Regions from separate parts of the Homo sapiens genome. Here region 1 is linked to region 2. A link is a loop called in an ENCODE intact Hi-C map of the cell type or tissue named here. Cell type or tissue: PC-3. All regions are shown on one strand. Each heading gives the region's core, and the rest is flanking DNA. Links, peaks and the distances in the headings are about the cores only.

What was found. Hi-C counts contacts between places; a loop is a spot of excess contacts. Peaks named below come from ENCODE experiments on the same cell type or tissue, not always from the same donor. Only the 100,000 strongest peaks of a DNase experiment are listed, where the experiment ranks them.
Region 1: it touches region 2 in a loop (6-fold over the local background); 1 of 110 quality-filtered maps calls a loop at or near these places.

The regions. Positions count from the first base shown.
Region 1 is chr6:82,760,721-82,772,161 of GRCh38, forward strand. No RefSeq gene overlaps it. Among named protein-coding and RNA genes, the nearest start is that of UBE3D, 300 kb to the right of the region's middle. In PC-3, for the core only: no CTCF peak of the experiment used is centred there; a DNase peak (open chromatin) is centred at 5,941; H3K27ac peaks cover 976 bases.
Region 2 is chr6:82,866,250-82,877,690 of GRCh38, forward strand. No RefSeq gene overlaps it. Among named protein-coding and RNA genes, the nearest start is that of UBE3D, 190 kb to the right of the region's middle. In PC-3, for the core only: no CTCF peak of the experiment used is centred there; a DNase peak (open chromatin) is centred at 7,452; H3K27ac peaks cover 842 bases.

The DNA of each region.
Region 1 (11,441 bases), core at 2,105-10,104, 100 kb before region 2:
TCGTGTAACCAAAAACCATCTGTTCCCCAAAAATTATTGAAATAAAAATAAAAATAAATTTCTGGGAACAAAGAGACAATCCTAAAAGCTTTCAGAGGCCAAAAAGAGGTTGTGTGTAAGAAAAAAAAATCAAAATTTCATCAGACTTTTTAACTTTGGAAAATTGGAAAACTTGGAGAATGATGCAATGCCTTCAAAAATTCTGAGGGGAAATGGATTTCAACAAAAAATTTCACATCCAGCTAATTGCCAACTAATTATGATGGCAGAGTAAAGACATTTTCAGGCATGAAATGTCTCAAAAATTTATATTCCATGCACTCTTTCTCAGGGAGCTACTAGAGGAGGTGTTCCTACAAAATGAGTAAGTGAAACAAGATACAATATATGGGATTCTAGAACAGGGAATTCAACCCAAGTGGGTAAGGAAATTCACCAAATGATGGTGAAAGGAGACCCTAGGATGATAGCTGTGTGGGAAGCCTAGGAATAAACAGATCCAAGTTGGAAAAGTTCAGAAACTTCCAGTACAGAGTTTTCCAGAAAGACAAAATTGATAGCATACCAGATGTGCTCAAATATATCAAAAGGATATTTAAACAACTGACAGAGTCTGGGTATAAATTAATGATAAGTATATATTTTGAAACTAAAACAAATAATTCCAGGGAGAGCAAAAAGAGGTGTAAGAGAGCTTTGAATAAAGTTTACATGATCCAATCATTAAAATATAATATTGATCTAACCAAAATTAAGTAAAAGTTCGTCAAAAGGATAGAAGGAATTGAAGGCTACTTGCAGAAGAATGAAAAAAGGCTACATCTTCAATCTCCACAATGGAAGGTCAATAGATAACACTTCAATCAAAAAAAGAAAAAAGAAGAAGGAAGAAAGGAAGAAGAAAGAAAGGAAGGAAGGAAGAAAAAAAAGTTTTAAAGGAAGAAAGAAGAAAGTGTCAGTAAAACATGTTATTTAATAAGCTTGTTAGAGCTATTTGACTCTTTAATCAGAAAACAGCAATAGCAACTTGAAAGGACTCATGTACCACTTTGCTAAAAATAAATTTTAAAGACTCACACTTAACTACAAAGAAATGAGAAACAAACTGGCAACAGGCCATCAACAACACTGCACACTAGACTACCAAGATGCAACACCTTCAAAGCCCAAGGAAAAATAATTTTCAACCCAGAGTTGTATACATCTATAAATATACATATATATATGCATGTGTACATCTCAACTATCAAATATTATAAGAATAAAATAAAGATAATTTCAGCCATGTATGGATTCAGAAAGTTTACACACATGCATCCCATAAGAAAACTATTTCCCTGGGAAAAAAAAATTTCAGCAAAACTAAAAAGGAATGCAAGAAAGAATATGACTTGAGATACAAGCAACCATGGCAACCGAGTAATACCTAAAAGAAGAAAAGAAACTGAAAGTGCAATTGAGATGTTCTTTTTTCCCAGTAGTTAGATTTCAGAAGGAGTACTATGGTGGTTTATTTAAAAACAAAATAAATTTGATTTTGGGAATAAATTTTTTAATACTTTGAATGTTATTTTAATTTGGGTTTAAACTTTCAGAGTCGTTCTACAGATAAATCAGGGAATGCTGAATTCTAGCTGAAGATTACATTCTAAATGTTATAAACTTTGACCATAAAAAATAAGAATAAAACTTTTGTTAAAAGCAAGAAATTGAAGAGGTTGTGGTTGAGGGATTGTGTACTAAATTCCTTACTTTTCATAGTTAAGATGTGAAAGGTACCATCCAAATTATGAATTATAAGTTATGAATCATAAATGTTTTATTTAAATTATAAAGAAAAGTGCCAGTGGACATAAAATAGAAATAGTTAAAACTGGTACTAGTGTTTTCTTTGGGAAGTGGAATTAGAGGTAGGAAGACAGAACTATTATTTTTCTTTTCATATATTTTTCTTATGGTTTGGATACTTTCACTATGCCTAGATAAAACTTAATTTTTTTTATAAAAGACTAGCTTAAAATGAAGGTGGGCCTCCCTAACAGAGAATTAGTAGTATATCCTCCAATAGTTCATAAGGTATCCATGCAATGGAGTCCTGTGTGGATGCTGGAAAGACAAAAGAGGATGTCAGGGCCCTCATGGAAGGATGTCCATAATGTGACGTCGGTGGAAATGTTTTCATTTATTTGTTAATTTATTTACTCAATATTAATCAAGGGCCTATCATATGCCTAGCGCTGTGTTAAGTATTAGGTGCATATTGAAGGATAACAGTTCTTATGCAGTTTACATGCTGGCAAGGAAAATAAACGATAAATAAACATAGAAATAAGTGTATAATTATATAAAACTTCTGTACAGAGACTGAATCCTAAGAAAATATATATAATATGTCACTTCAGGGTTAAAACATTATATATTAATAGACATAAATATATGCATTAGGAAAATACATTTATACATGTATAGGAAGACGACTGGAAGGACGTACTCTGAAAGATCAGAATCAGGAGCAGTAGGTGGAGGAAGGGAAAGAGTTTCATTTTTTATTTTCACATCTGTTTTGGGTAAGTATTAATTTTGCATTTTTTATAATTTAAAAATTAAAATAACAAATTCATTGTAAAAAGAAGCAGAACTGGTCAAGGAAGTGAATAATTGAACAATCCACTTATGCATCAATTCTGGAAGAAATAAAAACATTTTCCCTATAAAGAAAGAGTTGTTAGCATTGTATTCCTATAAAAAGGAGAGCATAGTATTATTTACTATAATTTATTAATTATATTTATTATTAATAAATATATTAGCAAACAAAAAGGGGTGTTCTAGAGCATTACTTTACAGCCCTTTAAAATACTGAATTATAGGGGCGTTGATTCCTATTTCTGTATCATAAGCCTCTCGTGTTTTACTTGTAATTTCTTTATAGGAAAAGTCACTATTTTGCCAGTCTTTAAATTCTAGTAATTCAGTTCACTTAGATTGAACAAACTTTTGATGAGCATCTCTGTGACAGGACCTTTGCCAAGGACCGGAGGGATGCAAAGGTGAGTAAGACAGCAAAATGACCCCCAGGAAATTCACAGGAGAGTCTGCATCCATATCAGAATCTTTCACAATTGGCCTGTGGGGCTTTAGCATCTTCTCATTTCTACATGAAGTTATTAGGCTGTGTTTCAAGGTAGCCAGGAGTCATTTGGCTCCTTTTTATTTTCCTTTTTTCCTTTGTCGCCCAGGCTGGAGTGCAGTGGAGTGGTCTCTGCTCACTGCAGCCTCCACCTCCTGGGTTCAAGTGATTCTCCTGCCTCAGCCTCCTGAGTAGCTGGGACTACAGGCACCTGCCGCCACCCCTGGCTAATTTTTGTATTTTTTAGTACAGACAGTGTTTCACCATATTGGCCAGGCTGGTCTCGAACTCCTGACCTCCTGATCTGCCCACCTCGGCCTCCCAAAGTGCTGGGATTACAGGCGTGAGCCACCGCGCCCGGCCATTTGGCTCTTTTGGTTAATGAAGGTTGGAAGCGAGGTCCCAAAGGCATAAAACGTAGTTTTGGTACATGCTCTTTTCTGGTGAGTGATATCAGCAACCAAAATTAGAGTCGTGCCATGCCCAGATCAGGTTTAACACCATTTTATGTACATCAGCGTTACAGCTTCTGTATTCACATTCCCAGCTGGATTTTCAGACAGAGGCACAAAGTTTATATAGGTAGAGTATTGGCTCTACCCCCTTAAAGCTTCATTTTGCATTGACTGGAATTCAGCTGCAGGTCCCTATCAGGTGACTATAAGCAGGTTTAATTGCTCTTACATCCTTTACTAACACTGGAGACAAAAAATATCTGGCATCCCAGTGTTTATAGCCCTGTTATGGCACTCATGGTATTGTTTGTGAGTTTATATATTTACATGTCTATCTTCCTTCTCCAGAATATGAGTTCTCTGAGGGCAGGGATGTGTCTTATTGTTCTTTGTCTCCCTAGTGCTATGCAAAATATCTGAAAATATATTTTTGTTTAAAAGTATTGAATAAATGAAAAAAATAAGGTTACTCAGTGGACAGTCTATCCTGCAAGAATGATATCGAATATTTCTTGTTTTTCATACATGTTCACTCCCATTTCCTAAGGTATTGAATCTTTCACTCTGTACTTAAAGAACATCAATGAAAACCTGGCCTTGATAATATTAGCAACATGGATTAATTCCTCTCTATGTTCCAAATCACATGCTAAGAGTGTGTGTGTGTGTGTGTGTGTGTGTGTGTGTGTGTGTGTGTGTTTACTTACATGTTGCATTATTTTATCCTTACAACAATGCATTAATTAGATACCTTTATCATCACTGCAACACATGAAAGAATCAAGGCCTAGAAATAACAAGCCTATTTCAGGACACAGGGAATACAGGGAAGACATAGGATTTGGATCCACACGCTTATGCCTTTAGAGCCTAAGCATTTAGCTACTATGTTATCCTAAAGGCAGAGTTCTCCAGACTGTGAGAGGTGAGAAAAAATAGTAAAGAAATGTATTAATTTCATGAAATGGTAGAGACAGGCAAGGCAACTTAGAAAACTGTGGCTATGCCTGGAATGCTAAGCTTTGGGTTAGGCAAAACTTAATTCCAGTAATATGGAATTCCTTTGCTTTAATAAGAATAATATACTTGAAAAGTCATTCCATTATGTTTCTTAGGCAGCATTTAGCCACTTACTTATTTACATCATGAGAATAATTAGAACTCATTTTGTAATTTGTATAAATATGCATAATGAACTATTTACAATATAAGAGCCATGATCATGGCATGTAATTATAGCACAATGGATTTTTTTTACAACAGTTGATAAAATTAATCTTTTACTTGGTATTTCAATAATGCCTTTTTAAAAATTCCACTGTTTGTTTAATTATTAATATTTTTATTTCTCTCTAACATTTTTGGTAAAACTCCTTCCCCTTCTCATGGAAATATTTTTAAAATTTAAAAAGTCAGAAAGGCCTAGGTTATATCGTGGCTCTCCCACTCTAGCTGTGTGACATTGGACATGTTACCCTCACTGAGCTTCAGAGCGCCACATGTAAAACAGGAAAAGAAGCCCTAATTTGTGAATTTTTTTGAGGAGAAGAGATAATGTATAAAAATCCCCTAGCCCAAGGTCCAGTCACCTAGTAATGGTGATGATGATGATAACATCAACAACCTTTATTGACTGCTTGCAACTTCCAGGCCCTTGTCTAAGCATTTTACATGAATAAACACATTTACTCAATAGATAGTAGCGGGCAGAAGTAATTGTAGTAGTGGTGGTACTCAGTCTGAGGACCCCATTCCCATGCCCACCATTTCTCCATCAAAAACAGAGCACTGGAAACTTTTAAAACATCTTGTATTTAAAATTTTGATACTCACCCAAATGAGATGAAAATTTACGTTAACACAAAAACCTGCATACAAATGCTTATAGCAGCTTTCTTCATAACTGCCTAAACTTAGAAGCAACCAAAATGTCCTTCAGTAGGTGAATAAACTGTGGTGCATCCATACCATGAAATATCATTCAGTGATAAAAAGAAATGAGCTATCAAGCCACAAAAAGATGTGAAGGAACCTGAAATGTATGGGGACCACACAGGTCCCTGTTAAGTGAAAGAAGAAAGAAGCCAATTTGAAAAGGCTACATCCTGTGTGGTTCCAACTATATAACATTATGAAGAAGGCAAAACAATAGAGACAGTAAAAAAAAGATCAGTGTTTGCTAGGTGTTTTGTAGAGGAAAGAGGGGAATAAATAGGTGGAGCACAAAGGATTTTTAAGGCAGTGAAATTCTTCTGTATAATATAATGGCAGATATTGTCATTACATATTTGTCAACACCTGTAGAATGTATAACACAGAGTGAGTCCTAATGTAAACTATGGACTTCAGTTATTAGTAATGCATCAGTATTGATATTGAGTCATCGGTTATAACAAATGTTCCACACTAATACAAGATGTTAGTAATAGAGAAAACTATTCAGGGGTTGGGAGTAGTAGTATATGGAAACTCTGTACTTCCTATTCAAATTTTCTGTGAACTTAAAACTGCATTAAAAAATGAAGTCTATTCATTTAAAAACAGTTATCAAATTTTACACTTTAACAAATATTATAGAGCTGTTTCAGAGACTTAGTTAATATAAATATTAATTTTTCCTGAAAAAAGTCATTATAAAATACTAAAAGTTGGGAATTACCTTCAGATTAGATGTAATCAGTTTCATTACTATGTTATTCACACACATGCACATGTTCACACACATGCACATAAAATAAAGAAAAAGTTGTCCAGAGGCTAAATAAAGGGACCCACCTTATCCATGCTGAACAGTCTCAGATAGAGGAATCTCCATGTCATTGATTCTTAGTGTGGGATATGTAACAGCAGCAGCAGCAGCATCACCTGGGACTTGATAGAAACCCAAAGTCTGGGGCTCCAGCGACTCGCTGAATGAGTGGGCGGGGCCCAGCGAGCTATGTTTTAACCAGCCCTTCAGGTGATTCAGATGCTTGTTGAAGTCAATGGATGTCTACCCCACATCCCTCCCAGACACACAGATACACAAGCAAAAGACTCCCATGCTTGACGATGGAGGTTCAGCATAAGACTGGGACAAGAGTGAGGCCAGTGAGGTGCCAAAACATTCAACAATCAAGATGAATAATATTTTAATGCAATATTTTAAAAAATCATATGAATGCAAAAAAGTCATGATGAATAAAATACTAAAATTCTCAATAAAGACAGGATCAGTGTAACTGACATTCCCTTTCACCTCAGGCTGCAGTCTGGCTCTGCAGATATTGCTTCAGCATCAGGAGGTGGGAGTGGGCCAAGGGCCAGGGTCCCTGAAGCCAGCCTCGGCCCTCTTTCCTCGCTGCAGCACACACCCACACCAGTGTGTCCCGCTATCCTCATCAGAGTCACTGTCTGCTCGTTGCTACTTAGACTTTCCTTAACTACACCCATTAAGAGGTAATTCTAATTTAGTGGAAGCTCTTAGTATTTCTTAAAGTAATTAAATAATGATGGTTCAAGAAATTTACCACTTTTGTGGGAAGATTGAGTGTACACAAAGACATAAACAACTCCCACAAAGTAATATATCTTCATGCAAGCTACGACAGTGCTGAGTATTGACATTCTGAGGACTCACTAAGGAGAAGGGTGAACTGAGCCACATGAAGTTCATTTGATACCTTGCAAAAGTGTTTTGTGAACTGCACATCACTACAGGAAGTTAGCTGTGGTTATTCTCTTCCCGGGAAATATCAGCTGTAAGCCATATTTGGAACAAAGTAAGTTTTATAGATCTGGCGGAGGAGGATTAGAGAAAAAAAATCTTCCATAGCCAGGAAGAACTGAGAAAACGGGAATGTGGAGGAAAGAAAAGACAAATTTGCTTACCTCCTATATACATAAAGAAAACTGGAAGAGATAAAGTGGGTGTAAGAGAGAAAGGGCAAAGTGGGAAAATGGGGGGTGGGGGGGGCATTGCTGTGCCAAAGAGCGTGGCTCAGCCTGAATCTCACGTGGATTCTGGAAGCTGAGAAACTATGGATTCCGATTCAAGTTAAAAGCAGCTAACAAGTAAAAAGAGCCAATGACATTAAAACTGAACTAAACAGTCATTTTTGAATTTCAAGTAAAGAAACCTAGTGGAGACTTCAGCACAATTCAAACTTGTTCTCTGAAATGGCAAGGGAGTGCTTCCACAGCAATTATTTCTTTAAAAGAATTGAAAAGAAAAGTTCAGTTTGGAAGCTTTGATTGATCCCTGGACTCTTGAGTCATTCTGAATGAAAACACTTAGCATCACTGTGGGAATCCATTACCCTGGTGATTTGGGCAGGGCAGAACTTTGCAAACTGTTTTCTTTTTGGAGAAACATATTTTTCTTTTTCAGTAATTGTTGCTGAAGACCTACATCTGAGAGCCAGCAGCAGGTACAGGAGCTAGAACAGGACAAGGCTCAGCAGGTTACAGAAATCAGAGCTGTAGCTCAAGCGAAGGAAGCAGATAAAGGAATCAGGTGGACTAGGTGAGCTCCGCCTTGACCTGCTGCTAAGAACTAAGTTGCCCATATTAGGGTCAAATAAAAATTGAAAGTCACCACCATTGCTTTTAGGAACAGAGAACGAAAGGACCTCCCCAGGGTTATCAGCATAGCTTGTAAGAACTAAATTATTTAACATCAATGTCCCAAAGAGAGCCTATTAGGGGAACCTGTGAAGCAGTGAATGGCATTTGAACAGAGCCTAGAAGAGTACAAGTATTGGGATCAGGGCCTATCAGTTCTATTTACCAAATTATCTAACAAGAACCATCAGTCAGACTGGATGTAGGAAAGAATGGGAAAGCCCCTACAAAGCAAGGACTTTGTGGAATAGGATAATGGAGCGGACGTGTTCTGGCAACAGATTCCCCAGAAGACAGTGTTCATTGCACTGTCCCAGCCCATCACGTTACAGTGAGACAAGGGTATTCTGATTAGAATATTTTTCGTACAGGAGGTCAACACAGGCTGGTCAGGTCTAGGAGGGGAATCCACCATACATCTCTGACGTGTAACCCAGGCCTGGATCTAAGGAGACGACAACCTTGGGCCCACACCCAGATAGAAAACAAAAAACAGAAAAAGGTTCTGAGAGGGACAGAGAATTCTATCAGCCCAAAAGCCATGCCAACCTGAGGGTTGAGAGTGAGGAAAGAAATTCAAAGCTCCAATCCTGAGGGTTGTATCAATAAAGTAGATAATGGTTTTCCTAAAATATTTTTTTAAAAAAAGTCTGTTAATCTATGTATGCTCATATTTATTTTTGTTTTGCTTTTCTTTTACAGTTGAGTAATAGTTCTTTTTGAAAATACTAACTTGTCTCTTATTAATTGGGAGTAAATGATTCTTGTTACTGTTGGAAAATAAAGACAAGGCCAAAAAGTTAAGATCTTTGCATTATAGAACCGAGAGTTTTTGAAGATTCTTGATTTACCCAGAGATGTGATAAAATCAGTCTTCCTCCTTGAAAGATTTCAGCAGCAGTGTGTAGGATGAATTACAAAGAAAAGAGAAGACAGAAAGCCTACTATTTCATGCTGTTAGCATGATTTAAAATGTAAGAAAATAATTGCTAGGACTTGATGATAATTGTAGAATGGGACAAATCTGACAAAGAACTGTTCAGAGCTACGTGTAGGTAGAAAACAGAATAGAGAAGATCCATGTCTTTGGGAGGACACTAGAAGGATGGAGGAGCTCTGGAGAGCAATGAGGAAAGTAGGTGGAAGCGACTTTGAGGGGGCCAGATAGCAAATCATTTCAATGCTAGATTTTAGATTAAGTGTAACATCCATATTTTGTGGGACAACTAGAGATATGATAATGGACAGTGGGTGAAAGGTCAAAGAAAATTTAGAAAAGAAAATAACTAGGGTTGAAACTATACGCATAGTACTAGAGAAAAGAGCAAAAGGCACAGAAATAATAATAATAGTAATTACAACTTCCACTACTCATTGAATGGCTGCTATTTTCCAGCCATTGTACCGGAAGTTTCACTTATTTGATCTTTAGACACTCTGAGACAGATTCGATTGTCCTATTACAGATGGGAAATTGAGGCTCCAGGTGGTTAAACGACTTGCTTACATCACACATTGAAGAATCACAAGTAGATTTCAAGCTGCCCAATCTGACGCCCTTTCCACAGCCTATTTCCTTTCATGTATGGTGGTACAGTCTCCTTGTCACAAAACACTTGAGGTAGAAATATGAAAATATAGATATCATGGAAATACAACTGGAGTAATTTTAAATGGAAGAGAGTAAGGGACAAGGAACTTCAGGGTGTGAAGATGGGGTAGGCCCAACAGGGCACAGGCCTGGTCTAGAAAGAGGCCAAGAAATTTGTAATGCCCTCCTACGATACCAAGAAGTCACTAAAGGAAGTCACTAATTTCCTCCTTTGTCCTTATCCTGACACAGCACAAAGACAGAACTTTGAAACATAATTTGGTTTTGAAACACTTAATTACCTTCCCCATTGATACAAAGGGAAAGATGAAACCCATATAACAGCTTCAGAGAGAAGCAGAAGTTTCAATAGGGAGTTGAACTGAGAGAATTGAGATGCTTTAGAGCTTCATTAATAAATTCCCAGGATACTATACTCATCCACATTCAGTTATAAGCCTCCCTTTGGCCCTGTACATTCCAAAGCCAAATGTAAACAACTTATATTTTCCTAGTGTTGACTATAATAATTGTTTTGAAGTCAAATGATAACATGTTTAAATCAGTTCTATTTATCCTGCATTTACTAATCAGTTAATATGTGCTAATCTCTGGTAGATACTAGTATACAGAGATGAAGTAGACATTTCCTGCCTTCAAGAAATGCACCATCCTTACATAGGCAACTATAAATTATACCAAGTGATAAAGGCTATCAGAGAAGTATGAACTAAGTAAGCTAGGGCATAAAGAAAAGCATGAAAATCTTGTCCTGCAATTGCCAGACAGAATATCAAAAAAAGATAATGGTTTCTCTGGGCCTTGAAAGGTGAGTAAATTTTCTGAGAGGATCAAGGACACATAGAAAGGATGGAGTATTTTAACTTGGGCAAAAATGGAAGCTAGAGTAACTGACCAGACAGAACTGGCCCCAAAGCTCACAATCTAAAGGACAGTGTATAAAGGAGCTTGAAGGATTTGTACCCTCCTTCAGTCCTGGTACTGAACTCCCATCAATTGGGTGGACACACAACAGAAGCCCAGACAGCAGAGAGCATCTGAAGTTAGAGGGTGAGCAAAACCATAGTTCCAGGCCTTCCTCTCTGGCCATGAGAGCCCAAGCCTGGAAAAGCCTCTGACAAAGGCCCAGCTATGGGCTCAACATAGGGTACAGTCCCTCTCAGTGTGAGAGTGCTTAGGAGATGCTAAGGCCGATGAAGAATGGTCCTAGCCATGCCAAGAGGAGCCAGAAAAGGCCTGGTGCAAAGCCATCTGATGCCTAGATCACAGCTCAGGAATATCAGATACAAGGTCTGGGGCAGTAAGATTAATGTGAGACCCCACACAGCCAGCATAATGTAGTTCTGAATATTTGTAATAATTCTTCAAACTACTACTATAACAGAAGGTAAGTATTCATAATATATTCTCTAGGTAACTAAATGAAAATGCTTTTGTGCTACTTTACACCTGTTTCACTTCCATTTCCTTCATGACTACAGGCTTTATCATCATCATCATCAATCATCATCATCATCATCATCATACTAGCTACCAATTATGGTGTATTTACCATGTGCCTGAAGCAATACTGGGAGCTGGGGGGTCTCTCATCCTTAGAACATTGCTATAAGGAAGACATTATTAGCCCCATTTTATAGAT
Region 2 (11,441 bases), core at 1,350-9,349:
AAATTTTCTTGAAACATGCCTGCAAAAGTACCAGATGTCATTCTCCTAACTACTAGTTACTTCAAATTGCAAATGTTTGGCTTAAAAGTTAAATCAAGGCCATTTTTATTATAGTTTAATACCTCTTTGTATAACACATTATTCTAGTTTAACACAAAATAAATATATGTTGTGCTTGGGTATCCACCAAATCCCATCCCTCCTAGAAATATGGCCCACAAAATATATTTGGTGAAAAAGCAAATAAAACCAAATAAACTCCAGCTGCCCTCATGGAAAGTTACTGCCCAGATGAGCTGAGTGTTCGCCTCCAAGAGTCTTAGATTGGGTGGGCAGCTAACCCTTTCCTGAATCTGTCTTGTATCCAGTCCAGTGAACAGGAAACAGCTGATGACTGTTGAATTCCAACAGCCCTGCAGTGACCAGAAGCAGCAAGGTGCCCATCTCTGCCCAGGGCATCAAGTAATTCACAGACTCAGCGGTTCCTGTTGTGTTTTTTCTTCTTTTCAGTTCTTTCCATTTTTTTTTTTGTTTTTTTAGGCAGTTCTAGCAGACGGATCAATCAAAGCCCCAGAGCTCTTGTGCCCCTCAAAGAAGAACACAGAGAGATCCCATGTGTGAATAAATTTCCTCTCCTTCACTGATGCTCATTTTTCTTCTCATTAGCAGATAAAACTGAACTGGGCAGGATGGTTGTTAAGCCAACCCTTCTCTTGCTTTCACCACGAACATGTCTACATACGCTCTGGCTTATTCCATCTTCACGTTGCTCTCCCCTTTTCTTGTTCCTCTCTCTTCACCTTCAGATTTGATGTAAACATGTTTTTCAGAAGAATCCCCAGTAAACGTTCCATGAGTGGCCTTGCTTAATGGATTTCCCCCATCACTTACATTTTCCCCCAGCAATGTTCTCATCATGGCAATGCTGCTCTAGCGTGCAGGTGGAATGAGGTGGGATGGGGTTTGGATTCATGGTTCTCAAATACCCGTATGCTTAAGTGATGCCATGCCACATCTTTGCCTGGTTATAAAGAGACAAATACATTAATATGTCTTGCTTTAAATAGTCAATGCCTTTTCTTGATCTGCATGTTACAGATAAGCTGTATAACTCCCTCTTATCATGTACTCTGAAATTAACTCTTTTTTTTTTTTTGTGCTACACTGGCTGGATCTGACCTATCATGCACTCTGTATTTTCACATATTTATCACTGAAGCACAATTCCTGTATAATATGGTTTGGCTCAGTGTCCCCACCCAAATTTCATGTTCAATTGTGATCCCAGGTATTGGAGGTGGGGCCTGGTGGAAGGTGATTGGATCATTGGGGTGATTTCTAATGGTTTAGTGCCATCCCCCTAGTGCTGTCTTATGATAGAGTTCTCATAAGATCTGGTTGTTTGAACGTGTGTAACACTTCCCCCTTTGCTCACTCTTGCTCTCTCTCTCTTTCTCTCTTTCTCTCTCTCTCTCCTGTCACCGTATGAAGACGTGCTTGCTTCCCCTTCACCCTTCTTTCCATGATTGTAAGTTTCCTGAGGCCTCCCCAGCCATGTCTCCTGTAGAGTTTGTGGAACCGTGAGTCAATGAAACCTGTCTTCTTTATAAACTACCCAGTCTCAGGTAGTTCTTTATAGCAATGTGATAACGGACCGATACACCGTAAAAATCTGGAAAACTGATTTTGGTAAAACAAACACCTACCAGTTAATTTCACCTCTGGTCTTTACAAAACATATTATTACAAAGAATTTTGCTCTACTGCCTTGGCCATTCTTCTCAGCCACCATTCTTTTTCTCGTCACTCAGAAAGCAGCCTAAGGTTTGGGCAACCATCCTGACTTGTTTCGTGGCTGTGAAGGGGTCTGGTACACTTGCCAGCTGTTGTCTCTCATCTTGTCAGGCTAGGGCCCAGCTGCTGAGACAGGTCTGCCCTGGCTCCTGTCAATCCGCAGAACCTCAGAGGTCTGTTAATATTGGCCATTCAATTCCTGGTCCAGATTGTCCCCCTCTGTCTTTGGCCACAGGGTCAGTTCTGCCCACACCAGTGATACAACCTGACCATGCCCCTTGTATCCCTCCTTAGGAGCAGGTAGAAATTTCTCTGTCCCATTTGGTCACACATGACCCAGGATTTCTTATAGGAGCTCAACTCAAACCCTTCTTCCATTCTGGGACTTCAATCAAATGTATCTTGATGGTCAAGGTCCATTAGGCCTTAACACATGAGTGATAAATACAAGAATCAGAGAATTTCTTTGCCTTAAAAAAAAGTCTGGTTTTTAAGAGCTGTGTCTTCTTGCAAAATCTTATTTTGGATTTCAGGAGCTAATTTTAAGTCTGTTGCTTTTCTTTTTATCTTGTTCTCCCCAACCCTTGCCTCAACACACACCCCCTCCCACTTTGTATTTCTGCTATAACAATCTTCAGCATCCCCAAGGCAAAGAATGTTCTCCAGAACAGTGGGAGGAACTGCAAAAGAGAAAGTATATATGTAGTTTTTTAAAACTGTCCCCTCATAAGGACAAGGAGCCACATTCTGTCTGTACCTCAGTCAAAGGGCCTGACATCTACAGCTCATTCCTTTGTTTCCTTCAGACCCCCAAATCCTCTGTATTTCTTTCTTTTGAAACCATTCCTGACACCATCTTCATTTTTTCTTTTTCTCTCTTTAAATCACTGCCCACTTTTCTCTGTCCCTTGTGCACTCTGGGGATGAGGCCTTTATTGTTGCTTGAACTTCTCTGTCTTCTCTTCTTCTTGACATTATCTAAACTTTTCTTTTCCACTTCAATTTTTGTTGCTTTGACTTAAATTTCTTTGCCTCCATCCACCCCAAGCCTCATCTCCATTAAATACTTCTGCAACTAGGAATATATATTTTAGTTTTTAAAGCCTTTGGATCCATTTCTTTCCCCTAGTGCTTCTGGAATACAGAGAGGATATTTAATGTGGTTATTCAGGAAGTGTTAGAACCTATGTTCTGCAATGGGCATCTATTTTTTTATTTTTTTATTTTTTATTTGTTGTTGAGGAGAGGTCTTGCTATAGCCCAGGCTGGTCTCAAACTCCTGGGCTCAAGCAATCCTCCCTCCTCAGCCTCCCAAAGTGCTAGGATTACAGGCATGAGCCACCATGCCCAGAGGACGTCCATTATTATGTAAGGCCCAAAGGAAGAGAAATTTCTTAGCAAGAAAAAACTCCTACCATCTAAATGGAGAATCCAGGACAGGCCATAATACCCAGCCAGAGAATACTCAGATTAGACAGAAAGCTACAAAATAGAGTTTAACAACAGCAAGAGACAAATTTTCAAGTTATAGTTTTCTAGTAAGGCAGGCAGCCAGCATTTTGCAAAGCATAGTGAAGGAAGAACCTCTATAAACACTATGCTTACAATGAACAGTTTTCATTTGCATATTCATTGACTGAAAACAAGTTGTAACTAGTAGAAGAACCCTGAAAGGAAAGAGAAAACAAAACCCACCACTATTTAATGAGTGTTTACCATGTGTTGGGCAGAATGCAAAGTATTTTACATGTGTTGTCTTAATTTCCACAACCAACCCTATAAAATTGAACTATTATTTTAGCCATCACACAGAAGATGAAATTGAGGTTCAAACAAGTTGCCCAAAATCACATAGCATATATGTGACAAAATCTAGGTGGTTTTAACACAAGCCTACCCTCTTCTGCCAGAATCAAGTGAGACAAGAAGTGATCACAGGATGTAAATGGGAAAGAAAACAAGCTGAATTTGGACAACACGTGGAGAGGAGGAATCCAAAACAGAGACCCTTCCCTTGGATATCTGCATAAGAATGATTGTCCAATGTTTAATGAAAAAGAACATGATATTGACATCAGAACTCCATTCAATAGCATATGTAGGTATCATATATATTTACATTTTTAAAAAGGTATAGCAATATATATTACTCTCTATACAGGGAGTAAATTGATTCTGAATGAATTATTTTTATATCTTTATAAAAGTATAAGTTAAAAATCCTCCATTGTCAACTCTAGATACATAAAAATTTCAGTAAATGTTTTGGTAGGAATCATGAAAAACCAAATGAATAGTCCCCTTGTTATAGAATTATATTTCAAATAGTGCTTTAATTGTGTAAGCCAATTAATATTCTCCATTTCATATTGTATGTTGCACTATTCTATATTATACTGAAAAGTGACAAAACGTTCTTGCTTTTAATCATTTTAAATCATATGTTAACATTTTCTCTTGTTCAAATGAGATTTTTTAATCCTCTATGTATTCTTTGCAAAGTATCCTAGTGCCTGAGAAATTTTTTGTTATTGCCAAAGCATGATCAGAAAGAGCAATCGTTTCACATTATATTTCATAGCCTCTGTTCCTTTTAGTTTATAATCCTATTAATTCTTTTGGGTCTATTTCCTTTTCTGTCAATATTTATACTTCAAAGTTAGCATACACACCTAAACAAATACATTTCAGTTCTCTTTTATTGCAGGCTGATAGAAAATGTGATGGCATCATTACATTGTAAACTCCTGGACTGTAGTAACCACAACTTAGTAATGGTGTCTACAGAGTATTGGGTGCATAAAAGGTGCTGAGTAAATATTTGTTTACAGAATGTTGGCAACCTCTATACTTAATTTTTAAAAATAGTAATAATAATTAACATTGCCTGAATTAAGGTAACAAGTATGTTTGGCATCATGCCAGATTTAAAAATACTTGTCTTATGTAAGCCTCATAACAACACATTATTTCTATTTTACAAATGAGGAAATTAAAATCAGGAGAGGTCAGGCACCCTACTCAAGATCACATACAATAAGTGACAATAAGCGATGGAGTCAGACTCCATCCCAGGTGTATCTAACTCCAAAGCCCATCACTTAAAGAGTACACTTTTCTGGCCTCTCAACTTACCCTAAGCAATTGCTAAATACCTTTTTGACCTCATCATTCCTTTTCACATTTTTTTGGAAGACATATACATTTACAAATTTCATTTCCCAACCCTTGTCTAATTCACGTCTATACTACTGCAAGGAAATTTCAGATCTTACCCTGTATGCTCATTATTTATGGTTCTTCCCAGTAGTGTGCTGGTAAATGTTAAACAATCAGTTTGGGAGAGTGGGAGAGAAACCCTGATCTATAATGCTTGCCTGATTTCCATGATATAGATACTGCTGCCATGGATGATTTCAAGCTACAAACATGATGTCGCTGAACAGAATTGGAAAGAGATATCCAATCTCTCAGGTACAGCTTTCTGTACCTGGGGCCTGTGAATTGTAGCATACCATCAGCTCCTTACCATATTGGCTAATATGAAGTTGAAAAAAAAAGCATTAAAAAATTAAAATCCTCCCAGTTAGGATATGCTTTGGACAAGTACCCAGAGATATGATCTGGCTGTGTCCCCACCCAAATCTCATTTTGAACAATAGTTCTCATAATCCCTGTGACATGGGAGGGACCCAGTGGGAGGTAATTGAATCATGGGGGCAGTTACCACCATGCTGTTCTCATGATCCTGAGTGTGTTCCTATGAGATCTGACAGTTTTATAAGGGGCTTTCCCCACTCTTCGCTCAGCACTTCTCCTTGCTGCCACCATGTGAAGAAGGACAGAAGGACATGTTTGCTTCCCCTTCTGCCATGATTGTAGTTTCCCAAGTCCTCCCCAGCCAGGTGGAACTGTGAGTCAATTAAACCTCTTTACTTTATAAATTACCCAGTCTTCGGTATGGCCTTATTAGCAGCATGAGAACGGACTAACATACCTAGTAAACACACATTTGTTTTAAAAACTTTGAGTACTGTTTGGTGAATTAAATTAATTTTCACTCTTCCATAACAGTAGTTCTCAAACTGTGGTCCCCAGACCAGCAACATCAGCATCACCTGGGAATTTATGCAAATACAGATCCTTGAACCTACTCCAGACCTACTGAATCAAAAAACTTGGTGGTGATCAAGGGAGGTCAGCAATTGTTTTAACAGGCATCCAGTGATCCTGCATGCTCAAGTTAATGAATGACTACTCAGATGTAAAAATCTCTTTTCCATTTCAGCCCGCAAGGTAGAGCAAGTCTAACAAGGGAGAGTCCAAGGTCAATTTTAATGAAAAAAAAAGTGGGGAAAGTCAAAGTTCTGGCAAGTAAGTGTGTAATGTAGACTGCAGAGAAGAAAGGTCCTGGCCCAATTATTACTCACATCTGAGTCAGGAGAAGTGTGTGTAAAACCTACCTGAAGAAAAGCCCTCCAGACCAGAGAAGAAATTTGCTGACTTTTGGAGACTCATCCCAGAAACAATGCCTTAGTAGGTATCAGAAGAGAATGGACCCAGTTGGAAAGCTTCACTCCTTAGCATACGTAGCTAGGGGACCTCTGTGTTTTACATAAGTGAGTTAAAACACAGATTTTCTACCTAAACACCACCTGGAATAAATTTTTTCTGCCTACTTCAGTAGTTCACCTGTATTAGATTCTTCTGGTGGGCTTGTTACAACACAGATCGCTGACTTCCTTTCTCCTTGCCTCTCCAGCACCTGACAAAGATTCTCTGTTTCACCAAATTCCAGTCAGCCTCCTCTGAACTCTCTTCTCAATGAGACCCTGGCTTTTAAGCTTCTGTGTTTGTTTCTGCATTGTCCATGTTAGCAAGAATCCTACTAAATCAGTTTAACTAGAATTCTCCACCCTCCAGATACAATTACCCTGAATATCTGATCATCCACCATCGCCTAGGTGATGTCTGATCACCCTGGCCTGCCTTCTGCAAGAATCCTCTTAGGTCCCTTTAGCCAGAATTTCCCCTATTCGTGATGTTTCCTCAAGTAAGTTCCCATCCTCTGATCCCTTCCTGCTCCTTAGCTACTGTGATGGTTAATATTGAATGTCAACTTGATTGGATTGAAGGATACAAAGTATTGTTCCTGAGTGTATCTGTGAGGGTATTGCCAAAGGAGATAAACATTTGAGTCAATGAACTGAGAGATGCAGACCCACCCTTTATCTGGGTGAGCACCATCTAATCAGCTGCCAGCACCGCTAGAAGAAAAGCAGGCAGAGGAACGTGGAAGGACTAGACTGGCTGAGTCTTCTGGCCTCCATCTTTCTCCCATGCTAGATGCTTCCTGCCCTTGAACATTGGACTCCAAGTTCTTCAGCTTTTGGACTCTTGGACCTACATCAGTGGTTTTCCAGGGGCTCTCAGGCCTTCAGCCACAGACTGAAGGCTGCAGTGTCAGCTTCCCTACTTTTGAGGTTTTGGGACTTCCTTGCTCCTTTTTGCAGACGTCCCATTGTGGGACTTCACCTTGTGATTGTGTGAGTCAATACTCCTTAATAAACTCCTTTTCATATATACATCTATGCTATTAGTCCTGTCTCTCTAGAGAACCCTGACTAATACAGCTATAAATTCCCACTCATCCTTATTGTATTCGGAGTTGAGCCCAATCTCTCTCCTATTACAAAACCCTGTTGTAGTACCTTCCTTTGAATAATGTCTGTCTTACCATCTTTAACAAGGGTCATGGTACAGCTTTTCTCTAACACAGCCCACCAAGTTCCTAATTCAGTAGGGTGGGGTGGGGCCCAGGAATTAGCATTTATAACAAGTTCCCAGTGATGCTGCTACTGGTCTGGGAACCACACTCTGAGAATTACTGGCCCTAACTACGTTTTCTAAGTTCTGTATAGTGTTCTTGAGTTGTTAAGGAGCTGTTGGATTTTGCCTCGGGGGCTGTTCTGATGGGTGTTAGGTGAGGAGATGTGTACAGTGGAGCCAGCAACAGAAAAACTTTCATTTTGGCCGGACCATCACTGCAAAGCAGAGACGGAGTTTAATCAGAGCCATAATTGTTACACTGCTTAAGAATTCCAATTTTCTCTAGTGTATCTCATTTTACTGTGAAGAGATATTTACTGCAGAAAATTTTTGTAATTAAAGCATGTAAGTATAATCAATTTTGGCTTATGGGAATGCTTTTCTAGAAATCAAAATGTATACTGGCATCAATGTACAAATATTCCAGAAACCAACATTAAACAATTTATGAGGTATTCATTAATATTCTAATACATTATTTTCAGCATCTCATTCAGGAATGAGCTGAGGCTTTCTCTGTGAAGATTCAGTGTTCCTATTACTGAAATGTCCCAAATGTAACAGAGCAGTCAGTACAACCTGTCTTCCTCATTCTGCTCCTAACCACATAAATAACCAAATAGTATTCATTAAGTTTGCAAATGGCATCACACTGGGAGAAAAATTACCATGAAGGAGAGAAAAAAAAACCTTAAATACCACAGGACCTTGATAATTTGGAGCAAAGGAGAGAAAATATAACAAACATTATCAAAGTGGAGTACTTACATTTAAAGAGAAAATCCAAATTACAAAATAAAAGGAAGGTCATTATACGTGCAAATTTGCCTCTTATTTGTTCATCTATTCAGCAATTTATTATTGAGCACATATTATGTGCTCTGCTCTGGGGATAGAGTGGTGAACAAAACAGACATTGTTTCTCACTCGGGGAACTCACAGAACAAGGGGGGACAGGGGCCTTAAACAAGGAAATAAATAAAAAACTTCCAGTTGTGATAAGTGTTTTGAAGGGAAAAAGCAGAGTAATGTGGAAAAGAATAATTGATATGTGAGAGAAAGAACTATTCAGAGTAGAGTGGTTAGGGAAACCTCTCTGAGATATGAGCTGGAAAGCAATGAGAAGCAATCCGCTTTTGAAAGAAGACTGTTCCAGACAGAGAGGGCTGTCTAGACAGAGTGAATAGCCTGTGCTGAGTCCCTGGGCAAGAAAGGTCTTGGTGTTTTCCTGGAACTGAAAGGAGGCAGGTGTGGCTTCAGCGTAGTGGACAAGAGAGATTGAAGAAAGATATGAGGTGGTAGAGAGATGAGAGCAAGGAGAGAGAGACAGATGAGGCTGGAGAGAAGGTATTCAGGGTAAATATGGCTCACGAGCAGAGTAACATTTTCAAGCAGGAGTTGGCAAACATTTTCTGCAAAGGTCCTGTATTGGTCAGGGTTCTCTAGAGGGACAGAACCTAATAGTATAAATGTAATATATAAAGGGAAGTTTATTAAGTATTAATGTACGCAGTCACAAGATCCCACAATAGGTTGTCTGCAAGCTTGAGGAGCAAGGAGAGCCAGTCCAAGTCTCAAAACTGAAGAACTTGGAGTCCGATGTTCGAGGACAGGAAGCATCCAGCATGTGAGAAAGATGTAGGCTGGGAGACTAGGCCAGTCTCCCTCTTCATGTTTTTCTGCCTGCTTTATATTCGCTGGCAGCTGACTAGAGGGTGCCCACCAGATTAAGGGTGGGTCTGCCTTCCCCAGCCCACTGATTCAATTGTTAATCTCCTTTGGCAACACCCCCACAGACGCACACAGGATCAATACTTTGTATCCTTCAGTCCCATCAAGTTGACACTCAGTGATCACAGGGCCAGAGTTTAGGCTTTGCTGAGTCGTAAGGTCTCTGTCACAAGAGACCTTACTGAATTCTGCAGTTGCAGCACAAAAGTAGATACAGACAATACTTAAATGAATACAGGTAGCTGTGTTCTAATAACACTCAAATATTTACCAAAACAGGCAGTGGGTGGACTTGGCCTACAGGCCAAATTCTTTCAGTTGCCAACCCCTGAAAGAATAACATCGGGCACAATACTATCCTAGGAAACATAAGTAGGAGCAGGACACTCACCTTCCAGATGAGTCAGCATTAGTCAGACCATCACTGAATGAATGTCTTCCTTGGGCTCCACACTTAAATGGCATATGATAAAACTCTCGTAGGTTCTAAAATAGTGATGATTAAAGGTTTGGAAAACTGGCCAAGCAAAAAGTTTAAAGGAGCTGATGTATTCAACTTGATCAACAAAGAAGAGGTAATAAAATAGTTTTCACATGTTTTAAGTGTTATTTTGCTAAAGATTGTCCAACTGTTTATATGTTCACTGAGTGGAAAGACATGAGAATTGAAGGGAAGTGAAAAGCGAGACATGAGAAGGAAATGGAACTGGAAGAATATAATGACCTGACAAGGTAAACACCTGTAAACAATGGGCCCCACTGGCTCTCCTCTCTGCCTCCATGGCAGACTTTTCTGTCCAGGAGTAAAAGATTGTTTTAATCAATGTGGGTTAATATACCTCATTTTAAAGGAACACCATAGTGTATAATTTTATCAAGCAAATAGTTGCCCATAATTAGTCATCTTTAAAACATCACATTTTCCTTTTTTTTTCCAAAAAAAAAAAAAGCCATATTATATTGATCAATTACTATAAGCCAAGTGTGCTGGGCATTTGACATGCATCATCTTGTTTACTCTTCACAATACTCCTAGGAAGTCAATACTATCCCCATCCTCATTTTACTAAAAATGAAGTCAATGCTATTCTTATCTTCATTTCACAGAAAACTTAGACTAATGTTACTAAGTAATTTGTCCAATGGCAACTAGCTAATAAATGGTAGACCCAATTAATTTTATTTTTTAGTGAGGCATAGTAAATGAGGAACAGCTGTATTTACACTTCTTTTTAAAATAGCACTGAGTAATATTTATCATAAGATCTCTACTTTTTAAATCAAGAAGGACAAAAATTAGAATGCACTTTTGACTAAAGCCAACCTAGCTTATCCACAGCTCTATAAACAATAATTTCTACTTATTGTCTACCTGTGTTTTGTGAAGAGGCTCAAATCTTTGAAAACTCTATAGATTCATTTTTCTAAGCTCTCTTAGTGTCTTTTGCAGTATTTAGAGTTTTACATGTCTTTAAAAAGAGGAAGCCTGGTTATTTTATCATTTCTTTGATAGTTCTGATATCCAAAGTATTTGCAGGTCTGTTTTTGCTGTCTTTTATTCTGTTGGTTCCTACTCTTGGGTTGTTATAAGCTGCTCATTTTTTTTCAGAAAATTTACTGTGAGACTTCTTCGAGGCCTAGGATAAAGGCATATTCCTCCAGAGAGGACTGGAATTTACTTCTGCCAAGTGCTAGAAGGCACTACCACTTCAAAGCCAATTTAAACAACATTTACAACCTGTGGTTTTATTGGACTGCAAATCTGGGAGGCTAGGTTGCAAATCTGTGTCAAGATTAGCTTGTGGTAATATCTCAGGGATAGCTTTCCCTCTTTCTGTCACTGCTTGGTGCCAAGGTAAACATCCTTGCACTCTCTTGGAGGAGGGTATGAGGTGAATTCTTTTCTGACTTACCCTTATAGTTTGAGGTAGTAGCATTATGAGCAGATGGGTCTTCTATTAACCAAGAGCCATCTGCCCTTTGCTCTTGGCTCCTGGGAGAGGATCTCTAAGCCCTTGGAATGTACTGCCCAATATGAATGCCATTGTGTACCTGAGAGCCTGGTCCACACCAATAGCCTAATGATG